Linked DNA regions of Homo sapiens: region 2 is linked to region 1. A link is a contact called in ENCODE Hi-C or POLR2A ChIA-PET data. All regions are on one chromosome and are shown on one strand. Each heading gives the region's core, a stretch centred on a gene start or an enhancer-like site at or near the end of the contact. The rest is flanking DNA. Distances are from core to core; before and after follow the strand shown. Region 1 has its middle 17 kb from the start of ELOA. Region 2 holds the start of LINC02793 (long intergenic non-protein coding RNA 2793).

Region 1 (5,036 bases), core at 2,242-4,741:
TGACTGCACTACAGGGCAACAGTCTCTTTAGCCACTCTCCTCCATGTTGCCCTGAAGATTAACACTCTGGGCATTTTTCTTCTTTTAAATAAAAAATAAAGGGATGGGTGGGGGAAAAGGGAGAAAATTTCTGCAATACTCACTTAAGAGCATTTAGAAAATACTGAAAAAAAAAATCACTTATAGGCCGGGCTCGGTGGCCCACGCCTGTAATCCCAGCACTTTGGGAGGCCGAGGCAGGCGGATCACCTGAGGTCAGGGGTTCGAGATCAGCCTGACCAACATGGAGAAACCCCCGTCTCTACTAAAAATACCCAATTAGCTGGGCATGGTGGCGCATGCCTGTAATCCCAGCTACTCGGGAGGCTGAGACAGGAGAATTGCTTGAACCTGGGAGGCGGAGGTTGCAGTGAGCCAAGATTGCATCATTGCACTCCAGCCTGGGCAACAGGAGCGAAACTCCATCTCAAAAAAAAAAAAAAATCACTTATGTCATGCCCACATAAATCCAATCACTGCCATCATTTTGGTGTGTTTCCTAGACGTAGATTATTTTGTTTTGTTCCTTTTATAGTTGTAATCATGCTGGTGAAACTGAACAAATTATAAAAACAAGAAGGCAGCTTAAGGGAGGCAGTTTATGTGTGGTACAGAAAAAGCAACAGGAAAATGTACCCATCGTAGGCAAGGGCATGGAAAACAGGCACTTCTTACAGTGTTGGTGGAAATGTACATTGGCAGAGCCTTTCTGGAGGAGAATTTTACAGTATCTATCAAAATCTTATAGATGCATGACTTTGACTCCAGAATTCTACTTAGAATTATCCTACAGTGTCCAACCGCACAAATTTAGGTGAATGCATCAGTTGTTTTTTAAAGAAGGAAAAACTAGGCCGGGCGCAGTGGCTCACGCCTGTAATCCCAGCACTTTGGGAGTCTGAGGCGGGCAGACTCACTTGAGGTCAGGAGTTCGACACCAGCCTGGCCAACATGGTGAAACCCTGTCTCTACTAAAAATATAAAAATTAGCCAGGCATGGTGGTGGGCGCCTGTAATCCCAGCTACTTGGGAGGCTGAGGCAGGAGACTGGCGTGAATCTGGGAGGCGGAGCTTGCAGTGAGCCGAGATGGCGCCACCGCACTCCAGCCTGGGCGACAGAGCGAGACTCTGTCTCAAAAAAAAAAAGGCCGGGCGCGGTGGCTCATGCCTGTAATCCCAGCACTTTGGGAGGCCAATGCAGGCGGATCACAAGGTCAGAAGATCGAGACCATCCTGGCTAACATGGTGAAACCCCGTCTCTACTAAAAATACAAAAAAAAAAAAAAAAAAAAATTATCCAGGTGTGGTGGCAGGTGCCTGTAGTCCCAGCTACTCAGGAGGCTGAAGCAGGAAAATGGCGTGAACCCGGGAGGCAGAGCTTGCAGTGAGCCGAGACCACGCCACTGCACTACAGCCTGGGTGACAGAGCGAGACTCCATCTCAAAAAAAAGAAAAAGAAAAAAACAGAGGACAACATAAATAAATATTTATTTATTTATTTATTTTGAGACGGAGTCTCGCTCTGTCGCCCAGGCTGGAGTGCAGTGGCATGATCTCAGCTCACTGCAGCCTCTGCCTCCTGAGTTCAAGTGATTCTCCTGCCTTAGCCTCCCGAGTAGTTGGGACTACAGGCACGTGCCACCACACCTGGCTAATTTTTATATTTTTAGTACAGACAGGGTTTCACCATGTTGGCTAGGCTGGTCTCCATCTCCTGACCTCATGATCTACCCGCCTCAGCCTCCCAAAGTGCTGGGATTACAGGTGTGAGCCACCACACCTGCCTTATTTATTTATTTATTTATTTACTTATTTATTTTGAGATGGAATCTTGCTCTGTCGCCTAGGCTGGAATGGCACGATCTCGGCTCACTGCAGCCTCCATCTCCCAGGTTCAAGCAATTCTCCCGCCTCAGCCTCCCAAGTAGCTGGGATTACAGGCACCTGCCATCACGCCTGGCTAATTTTTGTATTTTTAGTAGAGATGGGGTTTCCCCATGTTGGCCTGGCTGGTCTTGAACTCCTGATCTCAGGTGATCCGCCTGCCTTCACCTCCCAAAGTGCTGGGATTAGAGGCGTGAGCCACCGCACCTGGCCTAAAATTTTTTTTTTTGTAGAGACTGGGTCTCGCTCGCTTTGTTACCTGGGTTGGTCTTAAATTCCTGGGCTCAAGTGCTCCTCCCGTCTTGGCCTCCCAAAGTGTTGGGATAATAGGAATGATCCACCTTACCCTGCCTTAAATATTTATAAGTTAAATAAATTACAGTAAGTCTACAAAATGGAATAGCATGCTGATATGGAAGGTGCTCCACAGTGTATTATTAAGAGAAGGATAAGCGGGCCGGGCGCGCTGGCTCACACCTGTAATCCCAGCACTTTGGGAGGCCGAGGTGGGTGGATCACCTGAGGTCGGGAGTTCAAGACCAGCCTGACCAATATGGAGAAACCCCGTCTCTACTAAAAATAAAAAAATTAGCTGGGCGTGGTGGCGCATGCCTGTAATCCCAGCTACTCGGGATGCTGAAGCAGGAGAATTGCTTGAACCCAGGAGGCAGAGGTTGCGGTGATCGGAGATTGCACCGTTGCACTCCAGCCTGGGCAACAAGAGTGAAACTCCGTCTGAAAAAAAAAAAAAAAAAAGAGAAGGGTAAGCATGTTGCAGGATGGTATGTGGCATCCCATTGGGGTATTAAAAGCCACCATAGACAGTGCTTCTGTCTTGAAAAAAAGGCACTGAACTGGTAACAGTGGTGAACATGAAGAGGGAATTGGTGGGGTTGGTGAAGTGGGGACTCACTCTGCAGAAGCTACTAGAGGCAGGCAGCCACCTGCCTTGCGAGATTCAAGCTGTGTTGTAAGACTGCTGGATTCAAATCTCAGTTCTGCCTCCAATTAGCTGTGTGGCCTTTGACTAGTCATGAACCTTCTGTGCCATAGTTTCCTCACAAGTAAAATGGGCTTAGTAATTGTTTCTATCCCACAGGGTTGAAGTGAGAATCAAATTATTTAGCTCACGTGATACATTTAAGTGCTTAGCATATTAATATGCTTAATTAATATTAGCTAAGTCAGAAATTCTTGAGTTTCCATTCCTGTTTTGCCACCCATTGGGCAAATTTCTTAACTTCTTTATGCCTCAGTTTCCAATTGTGAATGAACAATGTTGATGATAGCATCAACCCTGTAGGGTTTTAAGGATTTGGGATAATAGGATGTCAGTATCTCACTGAAGAAACTGTCCCTGGCCGTAGTTCCTGGCTCCATTGCAGAGTTGGTAATACCAGTCTCTGAATTTTCTTCCTGAGAGTGGATCCCATTAAATCTCTAGCCAAGGAGGAGCGTACTTCTGTGCTTCTAGGGCTAGACAGAACGGAAGATGGTGCAGCAGCCCCAGCGTGGGAGGCCGGGGCTGTAGTGGGGATGTGGTGAAAGACGTAGGGCTCTCTCTGTTGCTCTCAGCTGCAGCCACGTGTTGCCCCATGGAGACTGGGCCAGGAGCTGCTGGATCTTACTGTTTCTCAAGAGAAGTTGTGAAATCTCCTCATTTTAAACTCTTGGCAATTATTTCATTTTTGTAAACATTGGGAGAGCAAACAAAACATGTCGGTAGGCTGTATTTAGCCCACAAGCTGCCAGTTTGCTATCTATGTTCTAGGCTTTCTGTGCTTGACTTAGCAAAATATTTACTAAGCGCCTGCTGTACCTGTAGCTCCTCAGTACCTGGTCATGTTTACTGTTCTGCCACCTCAGGCGTGCTGGCTCAGTCATCCTATCAGGTACTAAATCAGTTTAGTGGGCTTGAAATGGTGTTTCAATTCAAATTAAAATGCAATTTGCATTTCCCTGATTACTGCTGAGATTGAACATTTAAAAAAAATACATCTATAGAACTTTCTTCTCCCTCAGTAGAATTTTTGTTTTAAGTCTTCAGATCATCCTTTAGGTATGGAGAGATTTAGGGCTTCCCTAGTGAAATATTTCTTTTGAATAACATCACATCCACTAGCCTGGACTCTTGTTTAGGTTTGGGGCTGTCTGCACATCTCAGGAGGCCAAGCATCAAGCCCAGTACCGCCACAGAGGGGGGGTTCAATAAATATTTGAATGAATCTTTATTCCTATTTCAAGAGCGTATTTCTTCTTTATTCTCTAGTTCTTGGCACAAGTATTATTGATTTAGTTATCAGCGTATTCAACAATCACAACTCCCCACTTTGGTGAGGAAACACACTTTCTAGAGGTTTGCCTGTGTCCTGCCCCATTCAAACCAGGAAGTGAAAGGGGAATCTGCTGGCCTTAAGGGAACAATGATTCTTTTTTCTTTTCTTTCTTTCTTTCTTTCTTTTTTTTTTTTTTGAGATGGAGTCTTGCTCTGTTGCCTAGGCTAGAGTGCAGTGGGGCAATCTCAGCTCACTGCAATCTCCGCCTCCCAGGTTCAAGTAATTATCCTGCCTCAGCTTCCCGAGTAGCTGGAATTAGAGGTGCCTGTTACCACGCCCAGCTAATTTTTGTATTTTTAGTAGAGACGGGGTTTCACCATGTTGGCCAGGCTGGCCTCGAACTTCTGACCTCAGGTGATCCACCCACCTCAGCCTCCCAAAGTGCTGGGATGACAGGCGTGAGTCACCGCGCCCGGCCTACAGTGACTTCTCTAGAGAGTAGTTCCTTGAGGGCTGCAGAAGGTCATGCTAGTTTGAACATAGTGGTTCCATGTGGCTGGTTTTACATCTGTGCTCAGATGATTTGTTTTTTTTTTGTTTTTTTGTTTTTGTCTTCAAGGTAGAAGAACACTCTAGTCCCACAGGCCCTTTAATCAGTACCCACTGGGGAGTATTTGTGGATGTGTTTATCAGTTTCAGGGTGTCTTGACCAAGATTCAGGAGGGAGGGTATCCCCTATGAAGATGGCCTTTTTCTCTTGGCTCTCCTTCATGCACCCTTCTCAAGCCGTGCTTACATTTCCTCTAACACTGCAGGCTCCATTGGAACTCCAGCCCC
Region 2 (4,847 bases), core at 1,313-3,812, 1.3 Mb after region 1:
ACAGACAAAAATTCCTGACCTCATGAGACTTATATTCTGGACATGAGAGAAAGATAATAAGCAAAATAAAAGCATACAGTGTGTGCCAGTGATCATATAATAACTTCTGGAGAAAAATTAATTAGGAGGAGGAGAGAAGGCATTTGGGGAAGGTGTTAGTACTTTAAGCTGTGTGGTCAGGGGAGGTTCCCTGAGATGACATTTAAGCAGAAAGCAGAAAGAACCATGTGGGTGTCTGGGGGAAGAGCATTCTAGGCAGCGACAATAGCCGTGCAAAGGCCCTGAGGCAACTGTCTCCTTGATTCATCTCATTCAACCTTGAGTTAGAAATCGCTGTTGTTCCCATTTCATAGATGCCCCTAGTTAAGGAGCACTTTCTACATCTGGCAGGGAAGAGGCAGGGCAGATGGAGAAACTGAGGCCCAGAAAGATCATGCTCAAAGTCACACAGTGAGTCTGTGGCATAGCTGGAATTCATGCCTCGGTCTTCTGCCTTCCATACCAGAGCTCTTCCGAGAGTAACTCAAGGTTCTTTAGTTTCTAATGGAATGCATCACTTCTGGCACCCCCAAAGTTCAGGGACCCCAAAGGACTGGGGCACGATGCAGTCTCCAGAAAGGCTACTGAACCAAGCACGGGTGATGAATCCCAGCCTGGGGGAGGCAGAGCCAGCCTGGGTGGCAGTGCTCGGCTATGGTGGGACAGAGAGGCCCAGTCAATAGTGCCTCCTGCTGTCTCGTCCAGTGTGTCCCCTTTAGAGTAAGGGGACTCTCCTACTTACAAGGGCTGTATCTCAAGTCCACCAGCAGGGGAGAGTGGCTGAGGAACACCAGTGACTAATCTCAGGCTGCCCAGCCGCTGCCCAGTGGTCAGCGTGGGGCCAAGGTCAGCAGTCAGCCTGGGCCAGAGGTTTGTGGTTGGATCAGGAGTCAGTGGGTACCCCGGCAGGAGTCAGTGTATGGTTTGGCTGAGGGATCAGTCTGTGACAAGGGACAGCCGTCGGTTTATGTTCAAATCAGGACTTCATCCATCACCAGGGTCAAAGAGCAAATAGGCCCAAGTCAGGACTCAAACATGGCCAGCGTCAGAAGTGTGTGTCTGCGGAGTGAAGCCTGCCACCAGCGTTGCATCAGGCCAAAATCTGACCTCAGAGCCAGGTGTGGCCAAATCAGGAGATGCTGTAACCACTGAGCTGCCAGCCCTGTCAAGCAGGATGCTGGGCAGAGGGGACACATCAGTTCCCTCCATCTCCCATGCCAGACCTGGCAAGTCTGGGCAACCCAACCCAAAGCCTCCCCACTGTTCCAACAGCCTGGGGGACTTAGCTGATCTAACATCCACCCATTCCCATTTAACAGATGGAAAAACTGAGCCCAGAGTGGGGCCAGGACATACCCAACATCATAGCGCAGATGAAGACACAGCCAGGACCAGAACTCAAATCTCCTACACCAGTGGGCTTCCCCCCTGAGCCTGAACATGGAGTCACCACTGGCTCAGTGATTACTGAGTGGAAAGGGATTCGAGACGGCAGAGCACTGTGCAGAGATAGCTGGGCATGAGGGGAGAGAATGCAAGCCTCAGCTGGGAATCGGGACTCTTGGATTCTCATCTTCTCAGATTGACTTAATTCACCACTTCAGAGAGGTCTGTGCGTTCACTTGTTCATTGATTCATTTATTCAACAAATGTCTTCTTAGGTAACCTCTCTGGACCTCAGTCTCCTGATCTGTAAATGGGCAGAATGCCTTTCCCAGGATGGTTGTGGAAACAAATGAGAAAACAAATGGGCAACTTCTGGTGACTGCGCACAGGTGCATGCGTGGTTGCAGCAGATGGCAGTGCCGCCCGCGTGCCTTGGTTATTCCTGTGGCTCATGCCCATGGGAAAGCTTCCAACCACAGCACCTGCAACTCCCCCTGCCCCACAACAATGTTCTCTGGTCAGTGGTTGGGGGCAAGCCAGAGTCCTGGGAGTTAGCACACACCTAGGAGTGACCCTCAAGCAATGTTGGAACAGAGCCGAGGAATACACACTCAGCTCCCTCCCCGCTCAGCTGGGGTCACTCAGGTGTGTTCTACGCTGTCTTCCCAGGGTCCCCAGTGGGATGGAGCCCCGGTTGCCCACAGCTATAACTTGCTGGCTAATGCATATTCCTCCCTGGTTTCTTCCCCACCCCCTTACAGGTACTCCTTGGGATCATAAATGAACTACCTGCAACTCACATCCTAGTGTGAGTTGCAGGGTCTGCTTTCAGATCAGCCCAAACTCAGGTATGAACACATCGCATGTCATCTCATCTCACCTTCACAACACCCCTGGGAGGTGGGCCTGCTGCCCCACTCTACAGAAACAAATGCTCAGAAAGCTTAAGGTCATTGTCAAGAATATGGCAGATCTGGAATTTCTCCCCAGGACTGTCTGTCTCCAGAGCCAACACTCAACTATCACGTTATGCATCATCCCACCTCACCCCCAGGGACCTCCCTCATAATGGAAGCAGCAGCAAAGACTTCATAATGAACAGCACCAGGTAAGTGCTTGTGGAGATGAGAGAACTGCAACATTGCCTGTTGTCCTGCAGGCAGTAGTCCCGCAGCAAGCCAGCATGCTTTCCTGGGGACATGATACCTGAGCTGGGCGTTTAAGGATGCACTGGAGTTGTCCAGGTGGTGAATAAGAGAATGCACTCCAGGCAGAAGGAAGAGCAGGTGCAAAGGCTTAGAGACACGAAAGAGGGTGTTGTATTTAAGGAATGCCGGAAAGCAATGAAGGTGTGTGGGGTGTGATGCCTTCAGGAGAGGGTGGGAACCTTTGCTCTAGAAGTAGGCCTGCATTGCCCCTGGTGGGCTGGGCACCACCCTGCTCAGAAGGCTTCAATCAGGCACAGGTGTGGTCAGATGTGTGGCTCTGGTGGCAGTGTGGAGCAGATCATGCTTGATACATAGTATATGCTCAATACAGATGTAGTCTTAACTATTAATTTTTTATTTTATTATTTCAATTTTGTATCTAGTTTGTTTTTGTTTTTGTTTTAAGACTTCTGTACCCCCAATGTCATGAATAATTACTTTCTTCTAAAAATTTTAAATTTTGCTCTTTCCCATTCAGGGCTTTGGGTCATCTGAAATGTACGTTATGTTTGGTGTGAGGTAGGAATAGCATTTTATCTCTTCTGTGTGAAGAGCCAGTTAGCCTAGCACCATTTCTTTATTAAATAGGTTGCTCTGTAAATGCTGACGTCTTCCACGTTCGAAGTGCCCATTTATAAGTGGGTGCGTTCAGAGGTTCTCTCTTCCATTTTTTGAACATCCTCCTTGAATCACTACACTTTATAATAAGCCATCGTCTCTAAAAAGACAAGGCTTTCTTAATATTCTTCTTCAAATTTGAGTTGGTGTATTAGTGCTACGGGATCTTTGGGGTGTCACTTTTCTGGCCGGAAACCTCTGTGTGGCTGCTGCAGTGGGGCAGGCAGCTCCAGGTGCCAGCACCAGTGCCAGCTTTCTGTGAGTCTGTGGTTGGACCAGGTGCATTGCAAGCAGCATCCACAGCTGGCACTGGGAACATAGTGGCACCTGGAAGCTTGGAGATGCCAGGAACCACAGGGACCCAAGGAGGGAGTCATAGGTCTGGCTCAGGGAGCACCCAGGCCTGAGCTCCCTGAAGGGCTGCAGCTCCTCTCTCCTCTTTGCCTGTGGCATGGCGAGCAAGGGACATATCTCAGCCCTGTTTGTGTTACAGCTCTTTAGCCTTGCCATTCATCAGGTCCTGAGTTCTTGTCCTGCAATCCAGAATAATGAAGTATGCAGACAAGTGGAGGGTGAGCAAAAGGAAGAGGAGCTTTACTGAGCAATAGCGCAGCTCAGAGGAGACCTGCCATGGGTAGCTCCTTTCTGCAGCCAGAGTGTCTCGATGAGTGTTCAGCTCCTAGCAGAGCGTGTAGTTCCTGCAGGCAGGTTCCAACAAGTGTTGAGGTCTCAGCAGAGAGGGTAGCTCCTCTCTGCAGCTAGTTGTCCTGACAAGTGTTCAGCTATCAGCAGAGAGGGTTGCTTCTCTCTGCTGCTGGCCATCCTGTTGTCTGCAGCTCTCCGCAGAGAGGAGGCCCTAGAGGGGGTGGCTTCTCTCTGCAGGCAGGTTATTCTGTTGTCTCTGCGGCTCTCAGCAGAGAGGCTAGCTCCTCTCTACAGCTGGTCATCCTATCGTCTCTTTGTCCTCTCAGCAGAGAGGAGGACCTGGGGTGGGTTGCTTTTCTCTGAAGGCAGATGGCAGCCCTCCCTGGCCTGTCTGCCTCTTGCTCCCAGGCTTGTTCATGGCCCCCAGGCTGCTTGCACCCACCAATGGGCACCTGCAGGCCAGCGTCGACCCACCCTCAGCAACCCCCTCAGCTTCCTCCCCAACGTTTGTCAGTGCCCAAAGTCTGGAGGGGGCCAAGGCAGCAGGGAGCCAGAATGTCAGTGCTGCCCCAAGTGTGTGCACCGCTGGCCTGGCTGTGATAGCACACAGGCTTGGCCCCACATTGCTCTGAGATCGGAGCAGGCACCGACAGTAGAAAGAATCCAGGCAGTGGGAGCGGGCACTTCTGAGCCTGTGAAGGCAGGGAGCCCCTTCCTGGGTCCCCAAGAATGCAAGGATGCCTGGGTTCACACCCACAGTTTGGGCAGCTGTGGCTCCGCCCAGGAGAGTGGGGCTCCCACCTGCTCCCAGGTCCCGAGAGCACAGGGATGCCCGGGTCCGCAGCCATGGTTGGGGTGGCTGCAGTGGTACCAGCGGAGATCCCGCCCCAACTCAGAAGGGGGTGGAGCTCCTGCTTGTCCCTGGCTCCTGCCAGCTCCATGGAGAATGCA

What was found. Hi-C counts contacts between places; a loop is a spot of excess contacts on that map. ChIA-PET counts read pairs that join two places held with the same protein, here RNA polymerase II (POLR2A). Pooled maps may share reads with other maps.
Region 2: a pooled map shows a loop between it and region 1 (4-fold over the local background). The contact joins the promoter of LINC02793 here to the enhancer-like site in region 1. A Hi-C loop is called at or near these places in 11 of 37 single-sample maps with no recorded cell type and 4 of 50 pooled maps. POLR2A ChIA-PET finds 5 or more read pairs at or near these places in 1 of 52 experiments (B cell).

What each region holds. Positions count from the first base shown.
Region 1 is chr1:23,723,985-23,729,020 of GRCh38, forward strand. No RefSeq gene overlaps it. Among named protein-coding and RNA genes, the nearest start is that of ELOA, 17 kb to the right of the region's middle. RefSeq lists enhancers at 11-70, 4,367-4,516. Within about 2 kb of position 3,492, at least 20 of the 41 ENCODE cell types and tissues checked have a DNase peak (open chromatin) inside an H3K27ac peak, as active enhancers do; they include B cell, where a contact is called at or near this core.
Region 2 is chr1:25,038,605-25,043,451 of GRCh38, forward strand. It overlaps LINC02793 (long intergenic non-protein coding RNA 2793), which reads left to right and starts at 2,563. Exons shown (of 3, transcript XR_947090.3): 1 at 2,563-2,774.